2 separate regions of the Homo sapiens genome follow, and region 2 is linked to region 1. The links are chromatin loops, found by intact Hi-C in ENCODE. Cell type or tissue: GM12878. All regions are shown on one strand. Links, peaks and the distances in the headings refer to the core of each region. The heading gives the core; the rest is flanking DNA.

What was found. Peaks named below come from ENCODE experiments on the same cell type or tissue, not always from the same donor. Only the 100,000 strongest peaks of a DNase experiment are listed, where the experiment ranks them.
Region 2: a loop joins it to region 1, with 4 times the contacts of the local background. A loop is called at or near these places in 3 of 110 quality-filtered maps.

Annotation. Positions count from the first base shown.
Region 1 is chr2:203,482,004-203,487,385 of GRCh38, forward strand. The region is part of intron 4 of RAPH1 (Ras association (RalGDS/AF-6) and pleckstrin homology domains 1); the gene reads right to left. Among named protein-coding and RNA genes, the nearest start is that of RAPH1, 51 kb to the right of the region's middle. In GM12878, for the core only: a CTCF peak has its summit at 2,436 (motif pointing right); a DNase peak (open chromatin) is centred at 2,458.
Region 2 is chr2:204,175,252-204,180,633 of GRCh38, forward strand. No RefSeq gene overlaps it. Among named protein-coding and RNA genes, the nearest start is that of ICOS, 240 kb to the left of the region's middle. In GM12878, for the core only: a CTCF peak has its summit at 2,849 (motif pointing left); a DNase peak (open chromatin) is centred at 2,758.

The DNA.
Region 1 (5,382 bases), core at 94-5,093:
TGCAGAAAAAAAAAACACACACACACACAGATTTCCAAGAAACACCAACAATAAGAGTCAAGGCATATGTGCCAGTGATTATTGGGGGGGTTTATTTGAAATATGTTTGTGTGAATTAGGCTTTTCCCCTGGATTTCACTAAATCTTCAGCCTCTTTTTTCATCTGATACCTATTCCTTTATTTTATTTTATTTTACTTTTTGAAACGGAGTCTTGCTGTCGCCCAGGCTGGAGTACAGTGGCATCATCTCAGCTCACTGCAACCTCTGCCGCCCAGGTTCAAGTGATTCTCCTGCCTCAGCCTCCCAAGTAGCTGGGATTACAGGTGCCCGCCACCATGCCTGGCTAATTTATGTATTTTTAGTAGAGATGGGGTTTCACCATGTTAGCCAGGATGGTCTGATACTCATGACCTCAGGTGATCCGCCTGCCTTGGCCTCCCAAAGTGCCGGGATTACAGGCGTGAGTCACTGTGCCAACCTTACCTATTCCTTTAAATTTAGCAAAAGGTTTTGCTGAATCTTAAGAAAACTTGATGATTGTGTATATTATGATGAAAAAAATCCTTTGAATTTGCTATAAACTAATAGCTTTACAAAGTATTTTCATTTTAAAAATACACTGTCATGTATAAAATTCCAAATTCCAAATTAAATGGGCATGATATTGTATGCCTGAGGACCCAGCTACTCAGGAAACTGAGGCAGGAGGATCCACTGAACCCAGGGAGCAGAGGTTACAGTGAGCCAAGATGGCACCACTGCACTCCAGCCTGGGTGACAGAACGAGAATCTGTCTCAAAAAAAACAAAACAAAACAAAACAAAACAAAAAAAAGGTAATAATATGGCAGAGTAAGGGGAGCTCCATTTTTAAATAGCATAATCAAAGAACGCCTCAATAAGAAAGTGACATTTGAGCAAATTCCAGAAGGTAGCTAGGAGAATGTTACACAGAAGACTGGGGAAAGGCGTCTGGGCAGGGTTGAATAAGTGCAAAGGCTAAGAGGCAGGCTCTGGCTACTGGCTGAGAACAAGTATGGGACAGTATGGCTAGTGGGGTAAGGGACAGAAGGAAGAAAAATAGGTGGTAATGGGAAAGCAGATCAGGCAAGGCTTTATAGGCATTATAGGGGTTTGGGCTATACCATGAGATGCAAAGCCTTTAGGTTTGAAAAGAGATGATCTGACTTATCTTTCAAAAGGATCACTCTGGCTGCAGTGTGGATGATAGACTGTTAAGGGAGAAAGGTGAATGCAGAAAGACCAGAAGGAAGCCTATTCAAAAATCTAAATCAAGATGATATTGGCTTGGTGGCAGTGAAGGCGGTGAGAAGTGATCACATTCTAGACATATTCTGAAGATAAGGCCAACAGAATTTGCTGCTGGATTGAAAGGGAGGTAGAAAGAAAATAAGTAGATAAAGACTCCAAGGAGTTTGCTTGATGAACTAGACGGATGGAATATCCATTATTTGAGATAGAGAAGACAGTGGGAGAAATAAGTTTGAAGAGAAAGAGCAGGACTTTAGGTTTAGACCAGTTAAATTTGAGCAATCTATTTATGATGGTTAATTTTAGGTATCAACTTCATTGGATTAAGGAATACCTAGAGAACTGGTAAAGCATCTGGGTATGTCTGTGAGAGTGTTTCCAGAGGAGATGGTGTGTGAACCAGGACTGAGTGGGGAAGATCCATCCTCATTGTGGGTAGGCACTATCCAATTGACTGAGGGCCCCAGATAGAACAAAAAAGGCAGAGAAAAGGTGATTTCCTCCCTATCCTTCCTAGAGGTGGGACACTCTGCTCCTACTCTTGGATATCAGAACTCCAGGCTCTCCAGTCTTTGTACTGCAGGCCTTATACCAGCAGCCTCCCTTGGGTACCCAGGCCTTCAGCCTAGGACTGATAATTATACCATGGGCTTTCCTGGTTCCGAGGCTTTTTGACTTGGACTAAGTCACACTACCACCATCCTAGGGTCTCCAGCTTGCAGACAGCCTGTCACATGACTTCTCAGCCTTCATAATGGTGTGGGCTAATTTCCATAATAAATCCCCACTCATATCCTATTGGTTCTATCTCTCTGGAGAAATATAATACACAATTAGACATCCAAATAGAGATATTGATTAGAGATGGAATATATGCACCTGGAGTTCAGGAGAGAGGGACTGGCCAAAGATACCTATATTTCCTTAAATCTAAGAAGATTTGATGCTGGTACTTTCTTGATCTTTATTAGAAACTTTCAACAGAAGGACTTCATACAACGTACTATAACTGCCACCTTGCTGATCGTGACTAACAGGTGCCACACGATTTAAAATGTGGTTTCTCAACCTTGGCTCTATTTTGGGCCAGATAATTATCCTTCATGTGGGCTGTCCTGTGCACTGTAGGATGTTTAGCAGCACCTCTGGCCTCTACCCACTAGATGCCAGTAGTAGCACACGCCCTTGATGGACAACCAAAAATGTTGCATATACCCAGCAGGACAAAGTAGCCCAAGTTGTGAAGCATTGTTTTACAGGGATTAAAATGGGGGTGGGAAGATGTGGAAAAAAAGCATATGGCTGAGTGGTAACCAATTTAGCAAATCCAAGAGAAGCTGAATGCTGGGCCAGCACTGGAGAAAAGCAGAGGAGCACTCAATTTATATCGTGTAACCTCAGAAGTCCTCAGAAGCAAGAGTAGACAGGTGATGGTGCGACTAAAAGCAGGAAGAATGGTTGAAAACACATTTAAGAAAGCAGCTAATTCTCAGATTCCCTCTTTTACTCACTCACCCACCAGCAGTGGTCTCAGGTACAGATTAACATTCGCTGACAAGACCCAACAGACCATAGCTTGAAGCCAGATTCACTCAGTTCTGAATAAATAAAAAGAGACATGCCATCTTCTGAGGGAGTCCATACAGCTCACCACAGGCCCTTTTTGGGCCCATAAATAGCTCATTGTAAGGGAAAGAGACCACATGGTAAGTGCAGAAAACACCCTGGCTTAGGGAAACTTCATGCTCCATGGGAACCAGCAGTACCTTTTAACAGCCAATGAGGTTAAGTTCCAGGGCCCCTTAAAGAACACGTTCATGCTCATTTATAAGAGTTACACTGCTGGCCAGGTGCAGTGGCTCCCACAGTGTAATCCCAGCACTTTGGGAGGCCGAGGCAGGTGGATCACTTGAGGTCAGGAGTTCGAGACCAGCCTGGCCAACATGGCGAAACCCTGTCTCCACTAAAAAAAAGAAATACAAAAATTAGCCAGGCGTGGTGGCATGTGCTTGTAATCCCTGCTACTCGGGAGGCTGAGGCATGAGAACCATGTGAACCTGGGAGGCGGAGGTTGCAGTGAGCTGAGATTGCGCCACTGCATTACAGCCTGGACAACAGAGTGAGACTCTGTCTCAAAAAAAAAAAAAAAAAAAAGAGTTACACTGCACACCACGAAGTCAAGGTCTATGTCTTTTCATAGGCTAATTTATTCATTCATGGACAGTCTTCCTGGTCCATATACACTCACCAACAGGGGTCAGTTTCACAATAAACAATATTACCTGGAGATATTCTATATTTAATTCTTAATCCAGTATGTGTCCAGGAAAAGAATGCCAGGAGAAGGAAAACCCAAGGTCATTTTCCACGAAGAAAAGGACTCAGGCCTACTGTTAACCCTCTCTACCTAGAGCAGTGGTGATTCTCAATTGGGGGTGGATTTTGTCCTACAAGCAACATGTAACAATGTCTACGGACGTTTTTAGTTGTCACAACTGAAGAAGGTAAATGTGTACTACTGACATCTAGTGTGTACAGGCCAGGGATGCTGCTAAACATCCTACAGTGCATGGGACAGCCACTCACAAAACTATCTAGCCCAAATGTCAATAGTGCTGATAGCTGAGAAACCCTGACCTAGAAGGATTTGATGAAAGTTCATAGACTGGAACAATGGGGACCATCCTCATGTTCCAACCCTTCTTTCCCAAATGGGCTACTAAAACACTGGCAGCCAGCATAGAAGACTGGAAGAATCTTCTCCAGAGAAGCTCACCAGCCTAGGAAAAAAAACCTAAGGATAATCCTGAAGACTACAAAAAAAAAAAAAAGAAAGAAAAGAAATAAATAGAATTTTAAGAAGATGCAATTAATGGAACGCTAATTTGGCTTGAACCAGAGAGATTTAATCAACTGGGAGAAAGTCTGAAGTTGAAACAGTGATCACCATATAGAAAATTAAATATTTTTAAACATATATTCATTCCAGTAAAAGTAAAATGATATTCCAGAAAGGGGATGTAGTCACAAGAGTATATGGAGGTTAGCAGTAAATTTCAAGTATATAGTCATTTTAATATAAACACTGAATATGAGCTCAATCAAAATATATTTGGAGAATGGAAAAACAGGAAGGGAGAAGTGAGAAGAAGCTGTATATAGACAGCTATACCCTCCATCTTCTGGAGTAGAGTGAGAAGTCAATAGGTAATACATACCACTAAAAAGAAAATCAAGAAATGGCAATGTGTATGTAGACTTAATGATAAAGAGGTAAAGTCCCTAAGAATCAGCTAAATGAGCAAAAATTGCTTACCTCTGGAAGCAGAATATGATGTGTATGTGAGTAGAGGATAGTTTTCCGTAACATATCTCATAGAACTATTTAACGCCATGCATGAAAAACTAAAATATTTTTAAAACTGTATTTGCACTTAAAGACAATTTGATACATGAGTTCAGGATATATTAAGCTTGCCTCAGTTTACTTTATTTGAATCAGAACAGACTAGACCTAGGAAAAAAGCAAATGGAAGCAAGTTCCGGGTTTGTTAAACCACCTTTCTATACTCCTAGGTGAGGCAAAAGAACAGGCTAGCTAGATAAGGCTTTTTAACTCCTTTCCCTGCTATAGTCCTGGTTTACTCACCAAACCTTACATTAAACTCTTATATTAAACATTATACCATTGAGCACTGGTATCTTTGCAGTATTCACAGTGATACCCATGGATACCACTAGATACCATTTGAAGTGCGCTTGCTGGGAGAGAGGAACTTTTCACGTTTTACTTCAATTTGCCCCTATACTGTATGAACTTTTATAATGAGCACATTTTACAGACAGAAAGACATGCATACGGTATTAGAAGATCCTTAATGATTAGTTTATAACTTGTCCCTCACGCATCTTAATCCAACTCAAAATACTGTAAACTGATTGGAAGGAATATCAACATACAAAACAAAGAATGGCCAAGAAAGCACATCCCTAATAAAATATTGCTCATATCCTAGCAGGTAAATCTAAAGGACATGAAATGATACATATTAAGTAGCTGGTGGCTAAATATAATTCCCAGGTATCACAAAATAGAAATCAGTTTTTTT
Region 2 (5,382 bases), core at 293-5,292, 690 kb after region 1:
AATTAGAGAGTTGTCATCAATGCCACCACAGGTCTAAGGGGCATTTTTGGATGACTCAATGGGCAGGTTAGTATGCAGCTTAAGGCACCAATGTTTAAAACTTAATTGGTATATAAATAATCTTCATGGTAAACATCAGAACTTTGCTAGACACTCTTAGTTTAAGTTTCATTATTAAGACTATTTTGAGTTATAAAAGAAAATATGGATGGGAAATAATCATCATAATTTCAATGCTAAAGATTTTTTAAGGCCTATATACAGTCTACCTGTATGCAGAAACCTTGAAAAAAAGGAAGGCAGAAGATAGAAGTAAATGCTATCATTGCAAAGAAAATTATTTCGTTCTTTCCTCAGTGTACTTCTATGATTTATCAAGCACACTTGGAGGATGTAAATGCTTCTAGAGCAAAATCACATGATTTTACCCAACTGTAATGGCTCAATTTTAAACAAACCTAGTGGCCATGTACATGCCTGGGCAGAGCCAAGGGCCGTTACGAATGTGCATGCTCAGAAGCTCTTCCCAGAACTATGATTGCATTTTGACCTTGACTAGAGTCCCAGTACTGTGGTTTAGTGGGGCTTTGTTTACTGTCAGATTCATTTCAGTCCCATGGTCTGAGTGACCACTCATTATTGCAATTAAAGTAAGGGATAGTTTGTGATTTGGGTTTTAGTAAGGGATGGTAAATTTTATAGTGTATATAATTTGGAACATGTCTGTGTTTCAGCCCATATGTGGCTATCTGCCCGGGTGCTTATTATTATGCTTATCTACAAATGACCAGATGGCCTTGCCCAAATGTAGAGAACCATTTAGTGCCATTTTAAACCATTAAGGCTATTAAACCTGACAGGAGATAATCCTGTGCCCAAAGGGAACTAGTTTTGCTGTCCTTCAAAGTCATCAAATGTAATTAAATGCCATATTGAGGAGTAGGCATTAATGGATTAAGGGGACAGGACTGTCAACCAGTTCTGGGTCAACCAAGGCAGAGGGAATATAGGAATAGCTCAGAAAGAGAGGTATATTAGGTAAAGTACTGGCTAAGCTGCTGTAACAAAAAATACCCAAAATATTATGTCTCAAAAAAAGATAGTTTATTTCCCTCTAAGACAAAACAAAACAAAACAAAACAAAACAGAGGTAGGGGAAAGGCTCAAGACAGGCAGCTCTGTATCTTAAGATCAACCGGAGACCCATATGCCTTCTATCTCATTGCTCTGACATCCATTATAGTATTTTCCTCACCCTCATGGTTGAAGCTATCTCACCAACACATCTGTATTCCAGTCATCTTTAAGGAGAAAAGAGAAAAAAAGGAGGGCAAGCTAATGTATTTTGAGGAATTGATGGTAATATTGTACACATCACTTCTGTTTACAATTCCACTGGTTAAGAACTTATTTGATCATCACTAGCTGCAGGGGACACTGGAAAACATAGTCACCAATTGGATGGCCATGTGTTCTGCTCAACTCATAGTGGGGATGTTATACTTCTCAAAGGAAGGCTGAGAGAATGATGCTGAAGTTGTGTCTCTGCCACAGTTTTGTTCTAGAATATATAAAAACCAGAGATAAGAATCGGGCAACTACCATTTTAAGGAGTAAGGAGGTCTGAGAAATCCCACAGCTGAGAAAAGATGGCGGCTGGTCAATGCCATGCAAGTGGGACCAGAGAGTATACTACATCCTAGAAACTGAAAGATGCCTTGTGTACATTAAACCACTTAATTTTTACAGCAACTCTATAAATAGTGTATTTGTACAGATCCTCCAAGAAGAAGACACCAACACAGGATTAAACATGAAAGAAACTTATTAGGGGAAGTGTCCGTGAGAGAAAATTGAGACTGGAGTCAGAGGAGTGTGGGGGAGTAGATCTTACACTGAGTGAAGGAGAGAAGGTAGCAAAGAATGAAGCAACAAAGTTCTAAGGAGAGCTTGGAAAGGCCATCAGGGAGTTAGTTTTCATGTCAGGTTCCCCAATCAGAGACCCACATCTTCTGTGTCTTATCTTAGGCCTTAGACACCTACATCCTGCAAGTCTCAGTTATAGGTTGAGAGAAGTCCATGTGAAGTGTGGCTTCAGTGTGAAGGTGGTGAACAAGTTCAGAGAGCAGCAGCTGGGGCCACAGGTCAATTATGCTCTCTGCATAAGAGATCTGAATGGCATATTTTTTCATGTCTATCACAGCAAGGATTTCCTTCCTTCCTTCCTTCCTTCCTTCCTTCCTTCCTTCCTTCCTTCCCTCCCTCCCTCCCTCCCTCCCTCCTTCCCTACTCCTAAAAAGGTTAACACATACGTCCAAATTTAATAGCTGGTAAATGGCAGAGATGGAATTGAGCACACAGCCTATCTTTAAACTAATCAACACACACACTGTCTGCTAAGCTATTGGGTGCACACAGTACATAGTTTTCAGAGGTCAAATCAAACTGGTCAGATGAACAATAGTGTATATGACATCCCTGAACCAAGACCTTAAAGGTGAGGAAACTCCTCCCTCGGGCTGCCTGCTGGGGCAAGAACCAATGCCAGAGCCCCTGGTCTCTGGTGAGGGTGAGGGTGGAGGGCATCATAGAGGAACCGGTCATTTACACAGGATCCCTATAGCTCCTGCCTGAAGCAGCTTTGGAAGACAAAAATCACAGTCACGGCACCAAGCCCTAAGCCTTGGATCAATCTTTTCTCCTTTCTAAGCCCTCCTTGCATCCTCAACCACTCCTGAAGTGAGTTGTTTGGGGTCTGTCAGAAATAAACAGGAGTTCTTTTACTTGAATGAGGCAGGTTGGGTTTAACCCAACCTATGCCTCTGTGTGAATTGGATAAAGGCGCCCCCTGGGGGCAGAAACAGAAGCTCCAGGGTGAATGGTTTGGCAATCAGAGGGAGGCTGGGTTTTAAATTCTATTCATCCCCTTCACCAAATTATGCAGGGCAAAACCATACAAAGTAGCCCTGGTTAGGGTTCTGTGAGCCATCAGGCTTAGAAGTCAACAGAAACCCCAAACTCTTAGCATGGAAACTAAGAAATGCCTGCATCCTGGAGACTTTCAGGGCCAGAGTGCCCACAGTGAGCTGTCCCGGGTACCTGAGCAGCCTGCCCTCTGATACTCTCATGCTGTACCCAGCGTAGCCATTTTCTTTCTGTCTTACAGCTATCTGGGCTCCCCCTACCTCCACCCCCATCCCCCAGCTCTTCAATCCTGTCTCTACTTCCTTATTGGCTAATGACTCAACTGGTCCCTGAGCATGTTTTCAATATCTTCATTCCACAGATTTTAATTGAGCAACAACTAGGTTTTGGAAATGAAGAGATGAACACAATTCAGACTCTCTCCTCAACAGTTCAGTCGAGTGAGGAATCTGCTGTAATAGAATTTGACTTACACAAGGAGTATAGAGAAGGGGCATATCCTTATGGTTGAGCAAGTCATGGGAGGTCCCAATGAAAGATGAATATAAGTCAACTAGGTGAGGAAATGAGGAGGAAGATCATTCCAGAGAGGAGGAACAGCATGTGCAAAGGCCCAGAGGTATCCAAAGCTACGTGCATTCAGAGAGCTAGAATGACTGAAGCTCAGGCTGTGTGCAGCAGGAGAAGTAGGAGATAAGTTGGAAAGGTAGGAGAGAGGTAAGGTCCTGAAAGGAATTTGGACTTTGTCCTGAGGGTGCTGAGAAGCCACTGAGGGGCTCTAAACTGGGAATGGATATGCCAAATTTGTGTTTTAAAAACGATGGCTTCTGCTTCAGCCTCTTTGGGCTGAATCCTTTGCTACTTGGGCCGACTGGCCCCACTTACCATGAGAGATGATACAATTAGCAGGCTGAAATGAGTATTAGAAGGCTCAGAAGTAGGAGACATTCTTGGTCCTAAGGCAAGATTGCCTGTCCCTGAATATCTCAACTTCTGATGGACTGGTTCTGTAAGTTGTTTAGCCTAAACCCAGGTAACATTGGATCTATTGCTAAAAGCCATTTTCTACTCTCACAGATTTTGAATGATTTAGTTGATTCTCTCAATTTCAAAAGAGCCTTGCCCAACAGTATACACTGTTAGACCAAACACACTTTAACATGCATACATTTTTATTGATTGCAAAGTACTTTAATATATGTTAGCTCATTGAATCCTTACAAAATTATTGTAAGGTCAGTAGTAATTCATGTTATCCACTCCCATTTGACAGATAAAGGTACAGAAGAATGGGTTGAATGACATGTCCACAGTTACAAATCAGTAAAAGGACAAGCAAAAACTTGAAAACAGGTTGACTCCAAAGCCAATGCTTTTGCCACTATAGAGTGCTATCTCTAAAATAATTTATTCATGTTCTAATTCATTTCATCCTGCACTTCAAGTCTTCTTTAAAAATAAAAAAAAAAATGCAGACAAGGGAGTATATAGATAGACTAAAAAAGCAAGACAGGAGAAAAGTGAAAATACTAGCCACAGGTTCCCACACAGTAATTAAAATTAGTGTGCAAATTGAGCTCTGAGCTTCCAGGCAGCTAAAGCAAAAGAGGAAAAATGTAATTCATATTGTCCATAAGGAAAAGACTTGCTATATCTCAAGAGAAGCAAACCCTTCTTGGCACTCAGATATGAGAGAATTTTCTCCTGTAAATCTTTTATATTGAGGATATTGAATGATGCTGTCTATAAATTCCTCAGAAACATTCCTGCCAAGGGGGCAGAGATGGAGATGCATGGCTATTTCTTATAGATGCTCCTAATGAGTATGAAGAGCAAAAACCAACGCTGCTTTTTACAATTTTCCTCATCTGTGCCGTTTTTTAGCCATAGGTGTGTTGATGTGTGGTTTTTGAAAGATGAATACTTAAGCGATTGTTTTGGGAAAAGAGAAATTCCTGCCTACAGTTGTAGGTGTACGGGAGGCCACTGAAGTTTCTCCCCTTGGGAAACTCTACAGAAACTTCTCCCCAGTTTTTCAAAGCTCATCTTGACTGGCTCCCTACTGGGATATGTACCTAAGGCAAAACTCAATACCAAAGAAATCTATGTGCCTCCATTTACCACTTTACCTCAGAGGATAAAGATAAATTTTATTAAGATGAACTTCTAATGCAAATTCTCTCAAAAGGGATGCAGACAGCTTTTCTCCACAAAACTACCAATTGGTGACAACTGCAGCAATGCACACATTACATGATGCTCCTTAACTTCCATCTGGAAGAAGTCATTTCAGTACTCCCGAGCCTGTCCAGAAAGGGATCACGGGAGCATACACTCCTTCAAAGATCTACCAGAGATGAGAACAGAAAAACCCCAAAGGCTCAACATTTTGTTGCTCTTGTAGTTCTTCCCTGTCAGAACTAAGACACTGTCTACATTATTTCCATAAAGCTGCTG